4 separate regions of the Mus musculus genome follow, and regions 2, 3 and 4 are each linked to region 1. A link is a loop called in an ENCODE intact Hi-C map of the cell type or tissue named here. Cell type or tissue: heart. All regions are shown on one strand. Links, peaks and the distances in the headings refer to the core of each region. The heading gives the core; the rest is flanking DNA.

What was found. A loop is a pair of places that touch in the nucleus more often than their neighbours do. Peaks named below come from ENCODE experiments on the same cell type or tissue, not always from the same donor. Only the 100,000 strongest peaks of a DNase experiment are listed, where the experiment ranks them.
Region 2: it touches region 1 in a loop (5-fold over the local background); 16 of 42 quality-filtered maps call a loop at or near these places.
Region 3: it touches region 1 in a loop (3.0-fold over the local background); 16 of 42 quality-filtered maps call a loop at or near these places.
Region 4: a loop joins it to region 1, with 2.6 times the contacts of the local background. A loop is called at or near these places in 5 of 42 quality-filtered maps.

What each region holds. Positions count from the first base shown.
Region 1 is chr10:128,006,884-128,010,109 of GRCm38, forward strand. Hsd17b6 (hydroxysteroid (17-beta) dehydrogenase 6) reads right to left here and starts at 728. Exons shown (of 6, transcript NM_001359377.1): 1 at 600-728. In heart, for the core only: a CTCF peak has its summit at 1,589 (motif pointing left); no DNase peak of the experiment used is centred there.
Region 2 is chr10:127,736,739-127,739,964 of GRCm38, forward strand. Zbtb39 (zinc finger and BTB domain containing 39) reads left to right here and starts at 2,792. Exons shown (of 2, transcript NM_198035.2): 1 at 2,792-2,924. In heart, for the core only: CTCF peaks have their summits at 1,476 (motif pointing right) and 2,651; DNase peaks (open chromatin) are centred at 313 and 1,823; H3K4me3 peaks cover 831 bases; H3K27ac peaks cover 1,078 bases.
Region 3 is chr10:127,743,247-127,746,472 of GRCm38, forward strand. Zbtb39 (zinc finger and BTB domain containing 39) reads left to right here. Exons shown (of 2, transcript NM_198035.2): 2 at 1-3,226. The coding sequence ends at 451. Among named protein-coding and RNA genes, the nearest start is that of Zbtb39, 5.3 kb to the left of the region's middle. In heart, for the core only: a CTCF peak has its summit at 1,560 (motif pointing right); a DNase peak (open chromatin) is centred at 1,585.
Region 4 is chr10:127,673,212-127,676,437 of GRCm38, forward strand. Gm16230 (a long non-coding RNA gene) reads right to left here. Exons shown (of 4, transcript XR_872178.1): 2 at 1,586-1,771. Among named protein-coding and RNA genes, the nearest start is that of Gm16230, 1.9 kb to the right of the region's middle. In heart, for the core only: a CTCF peak has its summit at 1,685 (motif pointing right); DNase peaks (open chromatin) are centred at 1,070 and 1,740.

The DNA of each region.
Region 1 (3,226 bases), core at 257-2,756:
GCCTTTCAGACCAGCTTCTCCATTGAACTATTTATATGGAGAGCTATCAGCAGACTCCCAAACACACCATGCCCTTTATACTTCTGTGTCTGCATTCTGTTCCAGTCTCATTATTATCTTAAGGAGCTGAGGCCATAGAAGGCTGGGAATACGGCTGAGGGGTTAGGAGCACTTGTTGCTCTTCCAGAAGACCCAAGTTCAGATCCCACCACACACACAACAGCTCACACCTGCCTGGAACCCGGGTTCCAGAGGATCTGATGACCTCTTCAGGCCTCTGAAGATACCAAAACATATGTGGCAGACATGCACATCCATACACATAAATTTAACAGAAGTTTTACAATTTCTAACTGAACCTATAACATTTCATTGCCCTTGTTTGTACCTGTTGTCCCTTCTGGAAATTCCCTTCCTTGGGAGCAGAAACCCTAGAGCCTATCTTTGCACCCATTGTGTTAGTATTAGCCGGAGATTGTGTTAGTATTAGCCGGAGAGGCAGAACCTATAGGCTAAACAGATATAAATATATGAAAAGGAATTACTGGGGCATTGGCTCACATAATTGTAGAGTTTGAGAACTCTCAGGACAGGCTTACTGTAATTGAGGTCTCAGTCCAAGTCCAGGTCTTCAGATCCAATGAAACTGATCATATAACCCTCAGAGTAAGGATCCAGGGAGGCACAGGGTGAGTCCTACATTGCTGGGAGTCTATCACTCTGCCCTTGGGGACAGAATTAAAGTGTTCCAGGTTTAAGAAAGAGGAAGTCACCTTTCTGGTCCCTAACTGATTGGACAGTACCTGCCCACATGGAAGGTGGATCCTCCCATTCAGATTAGCAGTTCATTCACCAATATCCCCTGTGCACACACACCCAGAAACAATGTTTTCTAGTCAGTATTCTGCGTATGCCATTTAGTCAGTAATTATTTGCAGACTAATAGAATAAATGAAAGTCTAAGTTGACATGCAAGTTTGAGACTGACCTAGGCAGCGTAACAGATCTCCTTCCCATCACTTCCAACATACTAATAATTTTTAAACAATGTAAGAGATAAAATAAAGATTTAAAAAGCCATATTTTAGCCAGGCGTGGTGGCGCAAGCCTTTAATCCCAGCACTTGGGAGGCAGAGGCAGGCAGATTTCTGAGTTCAAGGCCAGCCTGGTCTAGAGAGTGAATTCTAGGATAGCCAGGGCTATACAGAGAGACCCTGTCTTGGAGAAAAAACAAAAATAAAAAGTAATATTTTAAGGAATATCCCCAAAGTAAATTACTCTTTTAGCTGCTAAAAACATGCAAAATAATGCTAGAAACTAAACTAAAAAGAAATCCCAAACAATTGGTGTCTCAAGTCTGCTGAGTTTGGAGAAATAGCCTGGGATACGCTAGATATTAGCTCTGAAAAAGAATGGTGCTGTCTTACAGTGTAAGGCTTGTAGGGGAAATAACTCCCAGTAGGTTAGAGGGCTGTACAGTAGGACAGCTTAAGGCAGGAAGTGGGAAAGGTTTTGTTACTTCTGTGGATGAAGTCTCAACAGAAACAAAAGAAATGACAATGCTGCCACCCAGTGGCAATTTGTGGAAAAGGCTCTACCCGAGGATCCTTTTAAGATTAAATAGCTTCTGTGTTGAATGCAATGTGGTCTATGACCGTGTTCTTTCTTTCTTTTCTTTCTTTCCTTCCTAAAAATTCATTCATTCATTCATTCATTCATTCATTCATTCATTCACTCATTCATTTTATATGAGTACACTGTCGCTGTCTTTAGACACACCAGAAGAGGGAGGGCATCAGATCCCTTTACAGATGGTTGTGAGCCACCATGTGGTTGCTGGGGATTGAACTCAGAAACAATGGAAGAGCATCCAGTGATCTTAAGTGCTGAGCCATCTCTACACACACACACACACACACACACACACACACACACACACACACACCTTCCCATCCTGTTTCTTTAACCCATAAATACTCTGCACCCTTGGGAAGATTTGAGTCTTAAGACCTCTTTTTGGCTGTCTCTTGAATAAAGCCTCTTTCGAAAGCCCTTGCTCAGGTGATAGACATATATGCAACAGGTAAAAAAAAAAAAAAACTTGTTCTGGCTCCCAATATTCTCTTCATGCTGAGTGTGCAGTAAGGACCTTACTGCCTTCTTCCCCTAAGACAACCTCCATCTTCACTGACTGCTCCCAAGGCAGTAGGAGAAACTCTTTCTCAATCATTTTACTTCTGCTGGGCATACCCAGAGTATTAGAAGGAAAATGTTAATTCCCTCTTTTTTTTTTTTTTGGTTTTTCGAGACAGGGTTTCTCTGTGTAGCCCTTGCTGTCCTGGAACTCAGGTTGGCCTCAAACTCAGAAATCTGCCTGCCCCTGCCTCCCAAGTGCTGGAATTAAAGGCGTGTGCCACCACAGCCCCCCGTTAATTCCCTTTTTAGTTATTTGTTTTGTTGTTGTTTGTATGGTTCTTGCTTTGTTTTGAGACAGGGTCTCTCTGTGTAATCCTTGCTGGGCCTGGAACTCTGCCTCCTAAGTACTGAGATTAAAGATGTGTACCACTGCATCCAACTGTTTGTTTGTTTGTTTGTTTTTAAATATCAGTCTAATAACTTTAAGTTAATTTTAAAATCTCAAGGAGAGCTGGAGAGATGGCTCAGCGGCTAAGAGCACTGACTGTTCTTCCAAAGGTCCTGAGATCAAATCCCAGCAACCACATGGTGGCTCACAACCATCTGTAATGAGATCGAATGCCCTCTTCTGGTGCCTCTGAAGACAGCTACAGTGTACTTACATATAATAAATAGATAAATAAATCTTTAAAACAAAAATCTCAAGGAACACAGCAGCCCAGGACTATAATCTCAGCACACAGAAAGCTGATACAGGAAGCCCAGGCAAGGAGTGAGTCCAAAACAACCACAGTCCAGTGCTTTAAAGTCCCTCGTGGACAGACCATGCCCAGAATGACCACGGGCTTCCAGGGCAGAGATGGCCTGAGACAAGACTACCTCAGCCTGGGGCTGTGACACTAGGGAGAGGATCAAGCCAGAGATGACCAAGTCTGGCCCTCTGCAGGCCCAACCATGCCCAAGATGACCCTTGACCAGTGCCACACTGCATAGGTGGGGCATAGCACTCCTGAGACCACTCCTGAGATGACCCCAGACACTCAGAGACCCCATGAACCGCTAAGAGGAGCAAGTAAAGCCAGGCGTGGTG
Region 2 (3,226 bases), core at 269-2,768, 270 kb before region 1:
AGTCCAGTCTTAATGCAGATATAGTCAGTCACAGCTGTAGAATAATTCAAGAGGACAAATGCGTTGTCATGCTCCAAGGATGGCGATCTACAGCAGTCCCCTCTTTCCCTGACTCTTGTATATGTTCTTCCTCGCCTCTGTCATATTTTGTTAACCCTGACATTCAGGAGGAGAAAAGGTCAAGTCCATGACTGTCCAATTAAAGCAGGCTGTATTTTTGGGTGAACCTAGGACAGGCCAGCTGGCTACCAGTTGGCTAAGTCGGGATTTGAGTAAGCAGTCCCTGCCGGCCTTTGGAAGGCTCTTCTATTGGAGAGATAAGGTGTTCACAGGGCCAAGAGGATTGGTTGACACACATGGTGAGAACAGAAGGGAAAAAGGATGGGTGTCATGTGCATGGGGTTGCACGCAAGTTACACAGGCCTAAGAAACAGGAACTGACTCTTAATGGTAAACAGAAACTTTATTTTGCAAGGACTTAAAGTGGGACAAACAGGAACTTCCTTTTGACTATCTCAAGTGCACACAGAACTCTTAACCGCAAGGTACATTTTTCCTGTTTTGGTCTCAGATTCCTTGAGCCCTGGCCGGGATACTACAAACATTTCACTCTGGACCGAACACTTAGTAACTAACTACTTATTCTTTGCACTTACCAGGTCTGAGTCTGCAGGTAACCACTGCCCACTGCAGGAAGCAGCTCCCCTGACCACGGACCACCACGATGATAAAATAGAGGCGTAAACACAAACGTTTAATGGGCAGCTTCAGAAAACGGAGTGGTGGGGGTCATGGTGCTGAGCCAGAAGCAGTGTCTAGGAGACCAGGAGTTTGGGTGTAAGAAAGTCAAGGTCAAAAGGCACCAAAAGGGAACAAGAGAAAGAACCCAGCATGCAGGAATAGGTGGCACACACCCCTGGCACATCCCACCAGGCAGTATGTGCTAAGCTTGATCCTATCAGCAGCTGTGGCTGCATCAGAGAGACAGTTCATGCCTCTGTAAAGTCAAAACTAGAGACTGAACTCATCCAGTCCAGACAGGAAAATTCCCAACACAAGCACTTCAAAGACAGAATATTCTCTGATTTTCATAGCTTCATGTGCTGGGCCCTATCTGAATGCTATGCCACAGAGTGTGCCTTCCTCTAAATTAAAGGTCGGACCTGAGAGGCATCTCCTGTCACTCATCACCCTCGTTTCACTGTCCAATTCCTTTCACGTTTTAGGAACCCAGGAGTGGGTAATAACACAGAAAAAAAACTTTTGAGACAGGCTTTTATGTAGCCTAGGCTACCTTCAAACTTGCTATGTAGCTGAGGGTGACCTTGACCTTCTGATACTTTCGTGTGGATGGACAACATAGTCATTCCCTGGTATGGCTAAAAGGGAGGATTTTGTTTGTTTTAAAAGATTTACTTATTAATACATTTATTATGTATACAGCATTGTGCCTGCACTTATGCTTGCAGGCCAGAAGAGGGCACCAGATCTCATTAGCGATGGTTGTGAGCCACTATGTGGTTGCTGAAAATTGAACTTCGGACCCCTGGAAGAGCAGCCAGTGTTCTTAACCTCTGAACCAGCTCCCCAGCCCACAAAGGGAATGCTTTTATGGCAGATATGAAAGAGAGAGGACAGATAGGCTGGAATTGGCCATGAGACACAGGCCTGGGCTGGAGTTGTGCCTGGCTGGCAGGCGAGGCAGGATGGGAAGGAGCCAGCCTGGGCTGTCTAGGCTGTGTAAGGACGTAGGCAGGGGAGCTTTGGTTTTATGGCTAGTCTTGAGCAGGATCATTTGATGAGCAGATTCAGGAGAAGGGAGGAGGCCAGTGATGGAATTCTAGACAGGGGACGGACCCGTTTAGGAAGACACCTGGGTTGCCACGGTCCAGGTAACAGAGTGACTCCATCTGGCCATCTACCAGGAAGGAGGGTCCGTTTTGGGCTATCAGAAGAGCTTCCTGGGGATCTAACCTGAAATACTCCATTCGTTAATCATCTACCCCTGGTGAGAGTGTCTGGTGCTGCTTCCAGGAATTTGGCATTGTCACTGGGCTCGGACAAGGAAGTAGGCTCAGATAAGAACGTGAGAAACGGTGACTGTGGGGCTTTGTTTGCTACTATGCTTAATCATTACCGTGTGTGATCTCTTTGTTTACTACTTCTCTTGATTACTTTGTCTTTGGTCTAAGAACCATGTTTTTTGTTTTTTTTGGATGTACCTAGAATGATATAAAAGCTAAAAAAATAAAGTTGCTTCAGCCTCAGCCTCAGCACTGGCTGGAGTCATGTTATAGTTTTGTCAATTTTTTTTTCTTCTTTGCAATCCTCACTCCCTCCCTTGAGACCCGGTTGACTGACTGAGCTGGCTTGGTCAGACCCCGCCCCCCTCACCCCCATCCGCACAGTCACATACCTGCACCCGCACACAGGTTTTTAGAAGGCGCCTATATGTGTGCAAGGCAAGGTGACAAGCAGAACTCAAAAGTGGAGCTCTGGCAAAACCACAGATCCCTGCCCTCAGAAAGCTCGCGGGAGTCATAAATTAACTGAACAAGCACACAGATTTTTGCGAGGCTGTTGGGGGACAGGGTTGGTTGGACCTGCTTTTCACTCCCCAGGCGCCACAGCGAGCGGGCTGGTGTGGGCTCGTGGCTCCGCCCGGCCGTCGGGGGGCGCTGCCTCCTCCCGGACGGCGGGGGGCGCTGCGGGCCGGGCGGCGGGGGGCGCTGCCTCCTCCGGGACGGCGGGGGGCGCTGCGGGCCGGGCGGCGGGGGCGGCCCGGGCCGGCGCGGCGAGCGGCTCGGCGGATGGAGAGTCTGGCCGCGGCCGGCGGCGCCGCCTCCTCGTCGGGCCGGGCACGGCGGGCCGGGGCCTTTGTGTGAGGCGGTGGCGGCGATGGTGCTCGGACCCCGCGGAGCCGGGTAAGCGCGATCGGGTCCAGCCGGACTCCCGCTCGGCCTTTCTGTCGCCCTGGCTGGGCGCGCCCCGCCGGTGTCCCCGGCCGGCCCTGTCCTCCCTCCCGGCGACCGGGCCGCGGCTCCCGGGCCTCCGCTCGGCCGGCTCCCGCGGCGCCGGGCCTGGGTCGCACGGGGGCAGCCCGCGCTGTCTGTGGCGACCGAGGTGCGCCTTCCCGGCGGTGCTGCGCCCCAGCCCGGTGCTGTCCCTGCCCTGGCGGATCGCGGGGAGACCGCGGCACGGGCAGACCTTTGGTTGGGGCGTACTC
Region 3 (3,226 bases), core at 478-2,977, 260 kb before region 1:
CAGCGGCCTGGACGCGCGGCCTGCTCTGGGACTACCACACCTAGCCCTCCAGAAGCGGAAGCTGCCCGCCGAGGAGTTTCTGAGCGAAGAGCTGGCTCTGCAGGGCCAGCCTGGGAATAGTAAGTACAGTTGTAAGGTCTGTGGCAAAAGGTTTGCCCACACAAGCGAGTTCAACTACCACCGGCGGATCCACACAGGCGAGAAACCTTATCAGTGCAAGGTTTGTCACAAATTCTTCCGAGGTCGCTCGACCATCAAGTGCCACCTCAAGACGCATTCAGGGGCGCTCATGTACCGCTGCACAGTCTGCGGCCACTACAGTTCCACCCTTAACCTCATGAGTAAACACGTCGGGGTGCACAAAGGCAGCCTTCCCCCTGACTTCACCATCGAGCAGACCTTCATGTACATTATACATTCCAAAGAGGCTGAGAAGAACCCGGACAGCTGACTGGGTCCCAGCAGAGTCAGAGGGAGCTCCCAGGTGGCAGCCGGGATAGTGACTTTGTAAAGGCCGTTGGTCCTCCCCCCGCTGACGCTACAGCTTGCCTTGTGTGTGTTGTGTTGAGAGAAGAAATGGCACACAAGCTGTTACTGTTCTTGAGAGGCGGCACCGCTGTTACATTTACCTCCGTACCTGTTGTTGCCCGCAGAGGGCTGCGTCTTGGATGATTTCGAGGCTGGCTTTAGGATCTAGTCAAGTGGCCGTGTTAACTAGGTCCCCTTTGCCGGTTTCTCTAGTTTTAGTTTACTGATAGGTTTTATGCTGCTAAGAGTCCGACCAACAGCCTCGCTCGATGGGGTCTTCACTGTGGCTACAACCGCCAGTCTCAGCTGTGAGAAGGTTTGGGATATGTGGTCATTCATAAGGGTCTAGTAGCAAGGCAGTTCGTTCCCATACCCTCAGCAGGGGCAAGGTGTCAGGAGCGGAGGGCACTCCTTGCTACACAGCTCAGATCGCCTGATTGGATCGTGAAAGTCCCTTGGCAGCTAGATCCAAATTGGGGACCGAGCTTTCTGTTTAGGTTGGAAAGCTTTGGGTATCCCGTGGTGCCACCAGACGGGGCAGCCTGGATGGATGGAAGAAGGGCTCCACCTTTCTCCTCATTTCCAAAGAAACACGGTTTTGTAGAGTGAGAACCCTTGATGTCAAACCTTCTGTCAAGAGCAGGGAGGACAGAGAGCCACCTCAGTGTAGCCGTCTGCCATCTGGCTACCTCCTTAACCTTGCGTCTCCCTGTCACGGAGAGGTGTCTCAGACAGCAGCAGTCTTGCCTTAATTTACACCGAGTCTCCCACTCAGGATGGTTTGACCTACAGTGCAGATGAGAAGACCATGTGAGTTTGTGGTGGATCACAAGCCCTTCTGGATTAAAGGAACCCAAGTAACTTGGTGGTACATAGCAGGGTGTGCATTCTGACTGTCCTAGTTGGGTGACTTGTTTACTTGGTAACAGTGTGGGAGTTTGGCAGTTCACCTTTGACCTGCTGGAATTATCCTGATCTGTCATTGCATCACCCCCAGGGGGCGCTCTTGGATGGTAGCTGGCTTAGGCCTCCCACGCAGCTGTTTGGCTCCATTCTTAGTCTATGAAAGGGTCTTACCCAGAAAAGGCTGGAGAGAACCCTTAATCTTGCATACTTATAAGGCGGCACTCCAGTAGCTCATACTACCTCACCCTGCTCAGGTGAGCTCTAAGAGTCCCTAACTTTGGGCCCAGCCACCGACACTGCCCCCTGGTGGGACTCAGCAGCGCTCTGGGCTGTTTCATAAGCAAGTGGTTTTAATTAACTCACAAAGCCTTTCTAGACATTAATATTTATTTTATTATTATTTTTTGTTTTGTTTGGTATACATACTACCCAGCATCTCTTTTCAATAAGTGACTTTAGGAAAATTAGTTTCTCTCAAGCAAGGAGCCACATTCCAACAAAGGGTTACGTCTGAGGAGAGGAAGACAGGGGTGTAAGCAGGAGAGAGTATGCCAGGCCTTTTAAGCAGCAGTTTCTCCCAGTGTAGTCTCTAGCAGAACAAACCCAGGTCAGTCACAGGAAGAAGGTTTTTGCACAGTTTTATCCTTCTGACACAAGGAGCCTCCTATACATATATATGTGTGTGTGTGTGTGTATACATACATATATGTATGTATACATACATACATATATATATATATATATATATATAGACATAGAGGCAGACCAAAGCAGTACACAGTTGAGCCGGTCAGCGGCCTCTTTCCCCGGCTGTGAGTCGGTGTGCAGGGCCTTCCCAAGGGCCCGAATGGTGTAGCTCGAGTAGTTGAGGATACCCCTCACCATCTAAACGAGGCATTTTCAGGGAAGTCAGTCGTTGCTGTAGCTCTTAGTGTCTGACTCGGAGTCTACACTGGGGATGTGTAGCACACTACAGTTCCAGGTCTGCTGAGTTTTCTATCCCCGCCCTCCCTCTGCTGCTGCCGAGGAGTGAGCATTGACTGGTTGACTTGAGACAGGTCGCTGAGAGTGGAGAAACCCCCTTGTCCTTAGCGTAAGGCATCTCCGATGCTGGGTAGTCTGTGTACTTAACCTGAAACTGTGAAGTTTTCCCTTTTTGCCATAAACCAAAAGGCAGATCTTTGAGGTTTTGCCCTTGAAACATTAAAACACAAACTGTATTTTCTGATCCCTTCAGGTTAATTGATCAGGGAGGTCCAGTTGGTCCCAGTCAGACATGTAGCAATTGGGACCAGTAGCTCACAAGGCTTGTTGCCCAAACCATATCTCTTCGGGTAGCCCCATGTTTCCTCTCTGTGAAGTTGTATTTGCTTCCCTGCAGTTAGTTCCTCCTGAGGGCACTCCGGGACACCTGGTGGGAGGAGTTAACTTTATTTTGCATTTTTAACTTTACACCCATTTGAGTTCATCCCCACCCCCACCCTTGGATTCCCGTTTGGCACTATCCCCTGTTGTATTGCTGTAGAGCTCTCCTTGACCTTCATCTTTGCCTGCCCCCCCCCCACTCCCACCCCCACCCCCGCCACTACCGCTCCCTATTTTTGTTTTTGTTTTTGTTTTTTTTTGGTCTACACTTAGAGCCAGCTGTACAGTGTTCAGAACTTTTGTTCAGCAATTCTTAGGATTGTCCAGTTGGCTATTTGCAGAACATTAAGCCAGACTCGGGGACATCCCTAGCTTGTTTCCTAAGGGGAAACTGTAATGTTGATGTGGCACACTGGCATTAACAGCC
Region 4 (3,226 bases), core at 206-2,705, 330 kb before region 1:
ATTAAAAACAAACAAAAAAACATCAAAAACTCCAAACCTGAAACATATTTACCAACATAGTATTTACACTATTCACTCAGCAGCCTGGGCCTGAGTATTTTGGCTATTTGCATAAATCAGATCCACCTGCAGATAATGAATGTGCATTATAGCCACCAAAGGTGACTCTTGAAATGCTTTGAAGAGTCTCCTCAGTGCTAAAAGACATGGACTGCTTCACTCGCTCTCTTTGAATGACAGCACTCATTTGGGTGATGAAAGTGTAACATGTTTAGAGATAACCTAGTCTCATCATAGCAGTGGTGAGTGGTCAGTGATCTGATGGAGTTAGTTCCCAAACCTGAAAATAGTTCACCTGTTTTTGACTTTAGTGAGAACAAAAGAGAAAGCCCAGCCAGCAGTGAGAATGGGAAGGCCTGGCCTGGCCTGGTATGGAGGCCGGTGCCTGCGATTCCAGCACATGGGAGTTAGGGGTAGGAGTTGACAGTTGTCCTTAGTTATATAGGAAATTTGAGATGGCCTGGGGCACATGAAACCATATCTATACAATGTATATGTATATATAATATTTATATAATACACAAACACACACAGCCCAAGACCAGGCTGAAGCGATGGCTCGGTGGTTAGGCGGACTTGTTGCAAAGGGTCTAGGTTTGGTTCTATACAGCATCTGGCAGTTAACTGTCAGTTCAGTTCCAGTGCATCCACAGACCTTTTCTAACCAGCACATGCATCACACCCATTGGTGCACAAACATACATGCAGGCAGAACACCCATACACATGAAATAAAAATAAATCTGAAGACAAACAAACAAAAAAACACAGCAAAACCAGAAAAAGGGAAACGAAGGAAGAATGGGAGGGAGGGACAGAGGGAGGGAAGGCCTGGAAGACAAGCGAGGCGTGCCAGCATGGCAACACATATCTGTAATCCCAGCATTTGTCAGGCAGAGTCAGAAGGATCACTCAGACTTTGATGCCAGCCACATCTCTACAAGCTCCAGGACAGCCAGGGTCATATAGCCAAGACTCTGTCTAAAAACTGCACATCTATGGGCTGGCGAGATGGCTCAGTGAGTAAGAGTAAGTGGGTAAGTGGGTAAGCAGTCAGTGGACTGCTCTTCTAAAGGTCCTGAGTTCAATTCCCAGCAACCACATGGTGGCTCACAACCTGCTGTAATGGGACCTGATGCCCTCTTCTGGTGTGTCTGAGGACAGCTATAGTGTACTTATGTATAATAATAAATAAATCTTTGAGCCTGAGTGAGCGGAGCAGAGGTCCTAAAAATTCAATTCCCAACAACCACATGAAGGCTCACGACCATCTATACAGCTACAGTGTACTCATATACATGAAATAAATAAATCTTAAAAAAAAAACCACAAAAAGAAAAACCCATCTTTGACTTCCTTGAGCACTGAAAAGGTAGCAGAGACTTTCCATATATCTGCATCATCTCTTCTGCTACCTTCCACTGATACATAGGACTCACTGACTCATACATTAAGAAAAAACACGCTTAAGGTTTCATTCTGTTCTAATTTTCAGTTATGTCCTGTCATGAGTGCCTATGTAGTACCCTTGGAGACCAGAAGAGGGTGACAGGATCCCTGGAGTTACAGCAGGCAGAATGTAGTACCCTGTGGAGACCAGAAGAGGGTGACAGGATCCCTGGAGTTACAGCAGGCAGAATGTAGTACCCTTGGAGACCAGAAGAGGGTGACAGGATCCCTGGAGTTACAGCAGGCAGTGAGAATGTAGTACCCTGTGGATGCCAGAAGAGGGTGTTAGAATCTCTGCAGTTACAGCAGGCAGTGAGCCACCAGAAGTGGGTGCTGGGAAGAAACTCCGTCCTGTGCTAGATGGAGCAGTGCCACACTGTTCACTGTGGGGTCAGCTCTGCAGCTTCTATTACAGTTTTTGTCTATATTTACTGAGCTCAAACCCAAGTTTTCTGGTGCACAAGGCTCCTTCCCACTACATGGCTTGACATTTGCAGGTCAGGCAGAGAATATGTACAGTACTCACAGAAACCGAAGCAGGACCGAAAGATGGGCAGGGCGGACTGGCAGGGAAGAGGTGACTCACGCTTGCAATCTCAGTTTTGTTTTTCGGGCTTTTTTTTTTCTTCCTGTTCCAAGATCCATATTATATGACATGTGGTTCATCGTGTTTACGTATGCTCCCTTGTCTGGGATAGTTTGTTAGTCTTCCCTTGTTTCACATTAATGTAAGTTTTTGTTTTGAGGTTGGTTTTAGATGTGTAGTGCAAGCTAATCTTATTTGTGATCCTCTGACCTGAGTGTTTTGAATGCTGGAGTTAACAGATATGGACCAACACGCCTCCTGTTAACCTTGACATTAAAAGTTTTTTTTTTTTTTTTTTTTTTTTTTTATCAATCGATCCATTAATTGTGTGGGGGGTATTGTGTGCCACAGAGTCAGTATGGAGGTCCTGTGGGAGCAGAAGTTGGTTTTCTCCTGTCATATGAGTTCTAGGTTTACACAACCGAGCCATCGCAATAAGCCATCTATATGTGTGTATAAATGTGCATATACATGTATACATGTGTCTACACACAAGTGTGTGTATATATATGTGTGTGTGTATGTATGTGTATATATATATGTATATGTATATATATGTGTGTGTGTGTGTGTATATATATGTATGTATATACACACACATACAGGTTCTCACGGTTCAAACTCTATAATCCTGGCTACTCTTCAATTCTCAGCAAGCCTTCATTCTCAACTTCCCAAGTGATGGGATTACAAGCACGCCTTTAATCCCAGCACTTGGGAGGCAGAGGCAGGCAGATTTATGGGTTCAAGGCCATGGTCTACAGAGTGAGTTCCAGGACAGTCAGGGATACACAGAGAAACCCTGTCTCAAAAAACCAAAAAAAAAAAAAAAAAAAAAAAAAAAAGGTGCTTCAATTTTCAATTTCTGTAAGTGCTACACACACAGTGCCTGGACTGCAAGTACTGGGAGGCACCTAAGCCACAGAAAGAACTTAGATTTGAGCTCAGAACCTACTTTGTGTTTTTTCTCTCTCTCTTAGCCTTGGCTTTTTTTTTTTTTTTTCCCAAATGGAGAGGATAAGCTGTCTTAATTATCACTTGTTTCGTTTCAAAACCAGAAATGCTCGGGACTTGTAGTTTATTCCTGTGGCGTTGGTGATTGAAACGAGGGCCTTGTGCACAGTTTAGCTAC